2 separate regions of the Mus musculus genome follow, and region 2 is linked to region 1. Evidence: chromatin loops called from intact Hi-C (ENCODE). Cell type or tissue: heart. All regions are shown on one strand.

The links. A loop is a pair of places that touch in the nucleus more often than their neighbours do. Peaks named below come from ENCODE experiments on the same cell type or tissue, not always from the same donor. Only the 100,000 strongest peaks of a DNase experiment are listed, where the experiment ranks them.
Region 2: it touches region 1 in a loop (2.8-fold over the local background); 1 of 42 quality-filtered maps calls a loop at or near these places.

What each region holds. Positions count from the first base shown.
Region 1 is chr9:78,107,611-78,112,610 of GRCm38, reverse strand. It overlaps Fbxo9 (f-box protein 9), which reads left to right and starts at 3,955. Exons shown (of 13, transcript NM_023605.2): 1 at 3,955-4,320. The coding sequence starts at 4,318. It also overlaps a transcript of Cilk1 not described here. In heart, a CTCF peak has its summit at 2,763; DNase peaks (open chromatin) are centred at 3,530, 4,030 and 4,490; H3K4me3 peaks cover 2,484 bases; H3K27ac peaks cover 1,823 bases.
Region 2 is chr9:78,478,945-78,483,944 of GRCm38, reverse strand. Eef1a1 (eukaryotic translation elongation factor 1 alpha 1) reads left to right here and starts at 2,221. Exons shown (of 8, transcript NM_010106.2): 1 at 2,221-2,306; 2 at 3,257-3,434; 3 at 3,525-3,704; 4 at 3,797-4,093; 5 at 4,171-4,321; 6 at 4,411-4,667; 7 at 4,753-4,987. The coding sequence starts at 3,291. In heart, no CTCF peak of the experiment used is centred here; DNase peaks (open chromatin) are centred at 1,974 and 2,994; H3K4me3 peaks cover 3,979 bases; H3K27ac peaks cover 3,568 bases.

The DNA.
Region 1 (5,000 bases):
TGGTGGTGTACACCTTTAATCACAGCACTTAGGAGGCAGATGCAGTGAATCTATGTGAGTTCTGGGACAGCCTGGTCTACATAGTGAATTCAAGGACAGCTAGGACTATGTAATGAGACCAAGTCTCAAACCTCTCTAAAATAAGTCATACCTACATACATATATACTATTGTGGGACCCACCTTAAATCATCTTAAAGGATAGCTTTGAAGCATTTTGAAAAAAAAAAAAAACAAATTACCACCCGGCTCTGGACTCTATCGTTCCACAGGGTGGTAACCCAAAAGGCTAGTAAAAACAAATTGCTAGGCCCCACACCAGAAGTTCTTGGGGCAGATGCTGCTGGTCTGGAGACCCACATCTTTCTAAATAACACTATTTTGACCAATAAATCAGTAACTCTTTTGAATTTAACTCTTTTTGAATTTAACTCTTCCCAGCCATGCTTGATGGAGTTACACATCCGCAGCCCCTGCGTGTGACAGTGGAAGCAGAAGCGCCAACATGAGCTACAGGAGAGCTGGTCTAACAAATAAGACCGAGTGCCCCCCCACACACACTTGTCATGTCGTTTTCCTTTCATTATTTGCCTCTGAATCCTGAGGACTGCAGGCAGTTTTTCTCAGCCCCTGAATCTAGCAAAGCTCAGATCACTCCTTTTGCTCCACTGTTGAAGAAACCTACGAGACAGTCAAGTTCCCCAGGGCTTCTGTTAACCTTACCTGTCTCCTTGTTTACCTATGTGATAGCTAGCCCATAGGACAAATGGAAATCACAAGTCCTCCTTAGTGAACACAAGACAAGGAGCCTAATAAGTCATATAGTGCTCATAAAGGGGAGCTTTAAAAGTAACTAAAATGATTACATTTTCAAACTTAACAGTTCAAGCCAGTCTGCCTTGCAAAGAGAGGAACTGCCTTTGTCTACCTTTGGCAGAGGTCCACTGGGTTACTAAGCAGTTTATATTAGAAGTCCTGGCCCTTGGGAAATTATGACCCAGTAAATACATGTTGAGATAATAAAAACCAGTGATGACGGCTATTGGTTATGACTGAGTACAAATAAGCGGTAGTGAACTGTAGCTGTGTTTTAATAAAACAGGCTTGTTGCTGTGAAGCAAACAGGGTTTCAATTAGGTAGGTACTGAATTTATCTTCACAAATATTTATCTTGTTAAATTTTACTACTTCATCAACTCGTTTGGATAAGAGAAAACGTGTTAATTGGCCAGCCCGCCTTAAACATTCAATCCTCACTCTTCATCTGAAAACTGACGTTTAGGGCTCATTGTTGTTTTATGTGCACTGTTGGTTTAGTATGTCTGTGTGAGGTCATCAGACCCCCTGGAAGTGGAGTCACAGACCATGTGGGTGCTGGGAATTGAACCCAGGTCCTCTGGAAGAGCAGTCAGTGCTCTTAACCACTGAGCCATCTCTCCAAGCCCCAATCTGGGGAATTCAAATCACGTCTGTTATTAGTCTTTTTTAAATTTTTTCCATTTAAAACCTAATTTTAAAGGGATCATTGGGAGAAGTGTTTTTCTTGAAAGACCTGAAATCTAGAGTCTCCTTTAAAAAACAAAGAAAACTACTGACATATTGGCATCCGTCGAATACCTACATCATAGGTAGTTAGTAGTGTACAAATGAAACCATCCATAGAGAAGGGCTGTTCTGAAATATAGGATTTGGGCAACATGTGCCTAAGGATGCAAGAGGCATATAAGCTATAGGGAGAATCAGCTGCTTTCTGATTGGCTCCGAGACCTGCTCCAACCTTGTCAAAAGTCCATGGCCCTATGGAGGAAAGAGGAGGTTACAGGCCCCACGTAGGGAGCCCTTGACTGTTGTTTTGCTAAATGCACATGTTGTTAAACTGCTTTCTGTCTTTTTATATGCAGAGATTAATGCTGTTTCCAACCTTCCTCGTGTGCTAGTTGGCCAGCCCACCTTAAACATTCAACCCTTTCAATGAAATTGACTAGTTCTAACACTGTGGAAACTTCATGTGAAAGCTGATGTTTAGCTGATGTTGTTTTGTGAGAGACGGTCTGGCTGGGTCTGGCTGTCAAGAGCACTTGCTGCTCTTGCAAGGGGCTCCAGTTTAGGTTTCCAGAATCCATGTGAAATGGCTCACAATCACCTCTAAGTCCAGTTGCAGGTGACCTGATACCTTCTGGCCTGTTTAGGAACCTTCACACTCATGGTGGCACATAAACTTACACAAGCGTACACACACAGAAGTAACAGTAAGCAAGTCTTTTAAAGAAAGGAATTAAAAGGCAGTTAAGAAATCTCGGGGAAGTCCCCGAAGAGCCACCATACGATTCCGAGGAAATAGAAGCCTCCTTCCAGGGTTCTTAGTCTCATTAATAAAATAATTTAAATTTGGACACAGACAGCACCTCAAGAACTAGGAAAACTAGGACTGGCGAGTTGTAAAACGGGAAACAGCCAGGAGGATGAGACTGAAGCAGAGAAACAGGCGTGGAACACGACCGGAAGGGGAACTTCGGAGGACAAGGAAGCTCAAAGCTTTAGTTAAGGAATGTAAAAGCATTCTTGGTCTCTAGCTAGAAAAAGTTTACCTGGTTCTGCCTGAATCTCATGGTGGCTTCTAGGGAATGACACCCTAGATTCTGGAAGAAAAATGACATTGTCTTAAATTGATTTCACCTTCCTAGGGGTAATCCCATGGGCCAAGTCCCTGACCTATATCCCACTAGATTAGTCTATAAGGGAGGAGCCAAGGACAGTCTCCACCTAGAGGTGGATTCCATTATTTACAAAATCTGCCGAGAATAGGTGACAGTGCTCAGCCCTAAATGGGACATATCTATATCCACTCCCCAGCCCCCAGCTCCGGGAACATTAAAGAAGATGGGGTGGAGAGAATGTAAGAGCCCGGGGACAGGAAAGAGTGTTCCGAGATGCTGTCTTTTGGATATGTCACGACAGGTGTATTCATCAGCCTACTGAAATTATGATAATTTCTACAAAATCAGGCCCAAAAGATAAGGCAATATTCCAGCATTAACTGGACTCAGTGGAATACAAACTAACTAAATAGACAACATACACAGGATTTGCAATTTCTTACTGTAATCAAGTTGCACCCCTCCCCTTTTACCTCCATGTCTTTGCCGAAGACGTACTTCATTTCTGAGCTCCAGAATAAAGTAGCACAATAAAATTTTAAGTTCTGTGAAGTCGGGTGAATGTAGCGTCCTGGCTGTTAGGTTCTAACACTTACAGAAACTCAATAAATGTTGTCTAAATGTCTGTCAGAGGCCAGGAAGCCCGTAAGTTTTGCTAGCATATGCCTGTAGGTGAAAAAGTTCTAAAATGTGCAATCCAAGTGCCTTCTATTGACGTGGAATCGGATGTTTGGACTGTAAGAAGTGGCACCGGGTTGGGGGTGGGTGGGTGTAAGTTCCGGCTCAACGTGGAACATTTGACTACAAATCCCAGCGTCCCTTGTAGTGTCCACTCCTTCAGGAGTCGGGTTTCAGGCCTTGAAAAGGGCCGTCCTTCCCCCGTTGTATTGTGGGATCTGTAGTTCGACGTGACTTGCGTTGGCTGTTACCACTCTCCGGCTGCACACATGAGCGTACGTTTTCTTCGGTTCAGAGTCTGTGGGGTTCAATGATTGTTGAGTTTTCGCTCTCTTTTCTCATTCTGACAGGGCACCCAGTGTCCAGGGCGCCTAAAGTACTGTCCCCTAATGTCCAATTAGGATCGACTCAGGGGGCTCTACTCCAAATTCAGGTTCAAACATTTTGAGCTAACGTCTGCTCCTTCCTGCCTGGGTGTTCTCAGCATCAAACAGGCGGGCTGAGTGAGGCGGGCCAGCTTAGCTCCACCGACGGCTGCACACAGTAGGCCCATCACCCTAGCTCGCGACGGGTGGCTGGTAGCCAAGCAGGCGGCGGCGACGGCGACGACGGCATTGCGCATGCGCGGCGCGGCGGCGCAGTTTCCGCAGCAGAGCAGGCAGCTCCGCCGCTGCGTCCAGACGTCTCCTGCTGGGCCGACGCTCAGCTCTTCGCTCGGTGCTCGGCCTCCGCTGGCGACCGGCGACCCCTCCGCAGCTCGAGTCCCCGGCCGCCGCAGCGCGCCTGCCTCCGGCCCCCTGTCCCGCGAAAATGGCTGCCGTACGCCGGGCCCGCAGTTATTGCCGCTGCCTGGTGCGCTTCTCCGACCGAGAACTCTGCTAAGCCGCGCTGCAGCAGACGGGCAGGAGTAGACACCGGGCAGCCGCCACCCCTCCGGGAGCCGGGCGCGGGAAGCCCCTCGACTGGGCCGGCCGCCGGCCAGCATGGTAACCGAGGAGGGAGGGCAGCAAGGGCCGGGTGGTGAGGGCAGGGTTTGACGGATAGCCGAGGAAAGGCCCGCTTCGGTCACTCCAGACTGTCCGAGCTGGGAGTCGGGTCTCAGGTGACCTGTCCTGGCTTCTGCACAAGGGAGGTGGCCCTGGCAAGCGGTGACACTTGTTGATCGCTTCTGTTCTGGCAGCCCGGCCCATAGATGATTTCGGGAGCTCCACGTTTGGGACGCACGCCCTCGAGGTGTCAGTGGCCCTGGTAGGATATTCGCAGGCAGTGCTGGCAAACTGGACTTGGAGGGATTCTTGCCAAGTTTCTTGATAGCGAGGGCCTAAGCCGCTTCTCTGCTGTGCGGACGGAGAGACTGCGCCAAGCTCCATGTGTGACAGCTCCGGTCTCACGGGACTGTTGCATGGAGTATGTAGGCTCTGCAGTGACTTAAGAAACTAGTTTCCGGCTAGGGCTGGATGATTTAAGAATGAAAGATACCAGACTGACTGGGAGAACACTCAAGTGGCTTTTTTTTTTTTTTTAACATGAATTGGCTGCAACGGTTTATTTTATGAAACTAGTCTGGTGCACAGAAAACACACTAATTGATTCTTCTTCTAAACTTTCAAAAGTAGTCCTCAAACCACGATTAAGCCCTTAACCTTCTTTATGTTCAGTTAATCTC
Region 2 (5,000 bases), 370 kb before region 1:
TGGATTCTTTGATTACAATTACCAGTGTTAGATGAAAATGAAGCTAGAAGCCACCTGATGAGTGAGAAAATCTGCCTTTAGGAAGTTATAAGGATCTGTAAACTAAGAATTAGGAAGGCTATTACAGGGTCTTTGTTTCTCACTTAGGCAAGAAAAGAAGCCTGGGGTGGGGGTGGGAGGGCTGTGGGGAGGATGCGGGGTGGGGGGGCACACCTGAGATCCCAGTACTTGAGAAGTGGAGCTAGGAAGATTAGAAATTGAAGGCCAGCAGGGCATGGTGGTGCATACCTTTAATCCCAGCACTCGGGAGGCAGAGGCAGGCGGATTTCTGAGTTCGAGGCCAGCCTGGTCTACAAAGTGAGCTCTAGGACAGCCAGGGCTACACAGAGAAACCCTGTCTCGAAAAACCAAAAAAAAAAAAAAAAAATTGAAGGCCAGCCTCAGCAACATGAGTTTGAGGCCAGCCTGAGCTACATCAAGTTCTGTTTCAAACAAAAACAAAAGTAGGACATGAAATGGCTCTCTGGGTACAGGCGTTTGCTGCAAAGCCTGACTGAGTTAGATCCCATAGGTCCACGTAGTTGAGGGGCAAACCTGCCCCACGAAAGGTGGCCTCTGGCCTCTGGCCTCCGCACAGGGTGATGTGGCACACGCATTCACACACACTAAATAAATACCACTTTTAAAAAAAAGTTAAAAAACAACAGTTTGGGATGTGAAAAATAGTTGAAAACTAGAACTAGACAAGAAATGAGAAGCATCATGTAAATTTGCTTTGAACTGGTTCCAAATTGTTTTATATTTAAGTTTTTCCCTTGACTGTGGAACTCTTCCCCAGAAACAAATAGTTCCTTTGCAAATCCTGTGTGTTTTTGTGAACACTAGACAGAGGCCCTCAAATGCTCCTAGTAAGGTTGGTGCAAGAACATCAAATGTTTGTAACTGGGAAGTGATGTTGTACACCTGGGAGAGGAGATCCAATGATGGATAATCAGATAGGATATCTTTGAGCTAGGAACTGTAACTTGGTGATAGACACCCTAGGGTTCCATCTCCAGCACCCCATATCCCATTACAAAATAATTCTTTTTCCATCTCTAGCATTAAAAAACAAAACAAAGAAGTTCTTCTTTCCTCTGAGAAACACTTCTGTGTGCCTGCTCTGAGAGGCATTTAAAAATGGCCAGGGCTTTAATCCCAGCAGGTCCAGGTCGGATTCCTGTGAATTTGAAGTCAGCCTGGTCTACTACCTATTCCAGGGCAGCCAGGGCTAAAAAAGAGAGACCTTGTCTCAATAACAAAACAATGCTGGTATGATCGCTAGAATTGCAGCAAAGAAAGGGATGTAACTAACAAGGCAAGCCATTTTTGAGAAGCAGTGATTTCACAAGTGTTAGGGATGGGCGCTGGGAGATTGCTGATGCTGGTATTTAGATGAGACCATGTGGGGTGGATTAGATTATTTTCAGGTTTCTCATGTTCAATCAAATGGCTGTACATACACATGTACACATACAATCTTTTTAGTGTAACAAACCTAGAATCAAAGTAAAGCTAACTGTAGGATTGAAGCATATTCTGAACTGAACCCTTAGGGGTGTGAAGGCCGCTTCAGGTTTCCAGAGAATCAACCGGCATTGGATGGAATAAACCAAGGGGCCAGCCCAGGGGCAGATCGGTCGAGCTCTCCGCTACTGAGCTAAGCCCTTGGGTTCTAGAGCCGGGAAGGGTCCCCAACATTGTGTTCCTCTCCCAGCCAGGAGAGCATGGGCTGCGGGAGGCGAACAGAAGGATAGCGGGGCTGACGTCGGGAGGTGGCCTCCGTGGGAAGGGACACCCGGATCTTGACACAGCCTTGGCAGCGGAGTAAGGAAGAGTAGGGATAGATTCTGGCCGCCCTCTTGGCCAGCTTCTCGCCGCCCCACCCTCCGCTAGGGCCAAGAGTAATTCATACAAAAGGAGGGATCGCCTTCGCCTGGGGAAGTCCCAGGGACCGTCGCTAAATTCTCATAACCCATAATCCCGGTACCCGCCCCACCACAGTGCGAGGAGCATGCGCTCAGGGCTGAGCGCGGGGAGAGCAGAGCACACAAGCTCATAGACCCTGGTCGTGGGGGGAGGGGCGCACTGAGCGGGGGGGGGGGGGGTGATGGGGGGGAGGACCGGGGAGCTGGCGCGGGGCAAACTGGGAAAGCGGTGTCGTGTGCTGGCTCCGCCCTCTTCCCGAGGGTGGGGGAGAACGGTATATAAGTGCGGCAGTCGCCTTGGACGTTCTTTTTCGCAACGGGTTTGCCGTCAGAACGCAGGTGAGGGGCGGGTGTGGCTTCCGCGGGCCGCCGAGCTGGAGGTCCTGCTCCGAGCGGGCCGGGCCCCGCTGTCGTCGGCGGGGATTAGCTGCGAGCATTCCCGCTTCGAGTTGCGGGCGGCGCGGGAGGCAGAGTGCGAGGCCTAGCGGCAACCCCGTAGCCTCGCCTCGTGTCCGGCTTGAGGCCTAGCGTGGTGTCCGCGCCGCCGCCGCGTGCTACTCCGGCCGCACTCTGGTCTTTTTTTTTTTGTTGTTGTTGTTGCCCTGCTGCCTTCGATTGCCGTTCAGCAATAGGGGCTAACAAAGGGAGGGTGCGGGGCTTGCTCGCCCGGAGCCCGGAGAGGTCATGGTTGGGGAGGAATGGAGGGACAGGAGTGGCGGCTGGGGCCCGCCCGCCTTCGGAGCACATGTCCGACGCCACCTGGATGGGGCGAGGCCTGGGGTTTTTCCCGAAGCAACCAGGCTGGGGTTAGCGTGCCGAGGCCATGTGGCCCCAGCACCCGGCACGATCTGGCTTGGCGGCGCCGCGTTGCCCTGCCTCCCTAACTAGGGTGAGGCCATCCCGTCCGGCACCAGTTGCGTGCGTGGAAAGATGGCCGCTCCCGGGCCCTGTTGCAAGGAGCTCAAAATGGAGGACGCGGCAGCCCGGTGGAGCGGGCGGGTGAGTCACCCACACAAAGGAAGAGGGCCTGGTCCCTCACCGGCTGCTGCTTCCTGTGACCCCGTGGTCCTATCGGCCGCAATAGTCACCTCGGGCTTTTGAGCACGGCTAGTCGCGGCGGGGGGAGGGGATGTAATGGCGTTGGAGTTTGTTCACATTTGGTGGGTGGAGACTAGTCAGGCCAGCCTGGCGCTGGAAGTCATTTTTGGAATTTGTCCCCTTGAGTTTTGAGCGGAGCTAATTCTCGGGCTTCTTAGCGGTTCAAAGGTATCTTTTAAACCCTTTTTTAGGTGTTGTGAAAACCACCGCTAATTCAAAGCAAAAATGGGAAAGGAAAAGACTCACATCAACATCGTCGTAATCGGACACGTAGATTCCGGCAAGTCCACCACAACCGGCCACCTGATCTACAAATGTGGTGGAATCGACAAGCGAACCATCGAAAAGTTTGAGAAGGAGGCTGCTGAGGCAAGTATAAGGCAAAAGGAGGGATGGGAATTCTTTAAGCAGGGAGTAGAACCTAGGTCTTGGGTGTACTAATTAGAAGTCACTTTGCAGATGGGAAAGGGCTCCTTCAAGTACGCCTGGGTCTTAGACAAACTGAAAGCTGAGCGTGAGCGTGGTATCACTATTGACATCTCCCTGTGGAAATTCGAGACCAGCAAATACTATGTGACCATCATTGATGCCCCAGGACACAGAGACTTCATCAAAAACATGATTACAGGCACATCCCAGGTGTGTAAAATTTACCCATTCCTGACTCAGGATATTTTTTAGTGGGGTGCTTTCTCTGAGATAATGGTATATGATTGTCTTGTTTCTTACAGGCTGACTGTGCTGTCCTGATTGTTGCTGCTGGTGTTGGTGAATTTGAAGCTGGTATCTCCAAGAACGGGCAGACCCGCGAGCATGCTCTTCTGGCTTACACCCTGGGTGTGAAACAGCTGATTGTTGGTGTCAACAAAATGGATTCCACCGAGCCACCATACAGTCAGAAGAGATACGAGGAAATCGTTAAGGAAGTCAGCACCTACATTAAGAAAATTGGCTACAACCCTGACACAGTAGCATTTGTGCCAATTTCTGGTTGGAATGGTGACAACATGCTGGAGCCAAGTGCTAATGTAAGTGACTTTTAAGGTAGTTGAATGGAGAAAGCCGCAATAAGTAAGGAGGTTATAATTGACTGCCTGTGTTTTAGATGCCTTGGTTCAAGGGATGGAAAGTCACCCGCAAAGATGGCAGTGCCAGTGGCACCACGCTGCTGGAAGCTTTGGATTGTATCCTACCACCAACTCGTCCAACTGACAAGCCCCTGCGACTGCCCCTCCAGGATGTCTATAAAATTGGAGGTAAGTAGAATATTAAGTAGAATGTTGACGTGAATTTGAAGTCTTATGTTTTGTGTATTAAATACTTATACAAAACAATACTATTTTAGGCATTGGCACTGTCCCTGTGGGCCGAGTGGAGACTGGTGTTCTCAAGCCTGGCATGGTGGTTACCTTTGCTCCAGTCAATGTAACAACTGAAGTCAAGTCTGTTGAAATGCACCATGAAGCTTTGAGTGAAGCTCTTCCTGGGGACAATGTGGGCTTCAATGTAAAGAACGTGTCGGTCAAAGATGTTAGACGAGGCAATGTTGCTGGTGACAGCAAAAACGACCCACCAATGGAAGCAGCTGGCTTCACTGCTCAGGTGACACATTTTTAAGATAGGTGGCTAGATTGGTTGTGTGTGCAGAATCACAAGGCAAGACTTAAATACACGCTGTTTTTCTTAGGTGATTATCCTGAACCATCCAGGCCAAATCAGTGCTGGCTACGCTCCTGTTCTGGATTGTCACACAGCCCACATAGCATGCAAGTTTGCTGAGCTTAAAGAAAAGATCGATCGTCGTTCTGGTAAGAAGCTGGAAGATGGCCCCAAGTTCCTGAAGTCTGGCGATGCTGCCATTGTTGATATGGTCCCTGGCAAGCCCATGTGTGTTGAGAGCTTCTCTGACTACCCTCCACTTGGTAAGCCTGATCT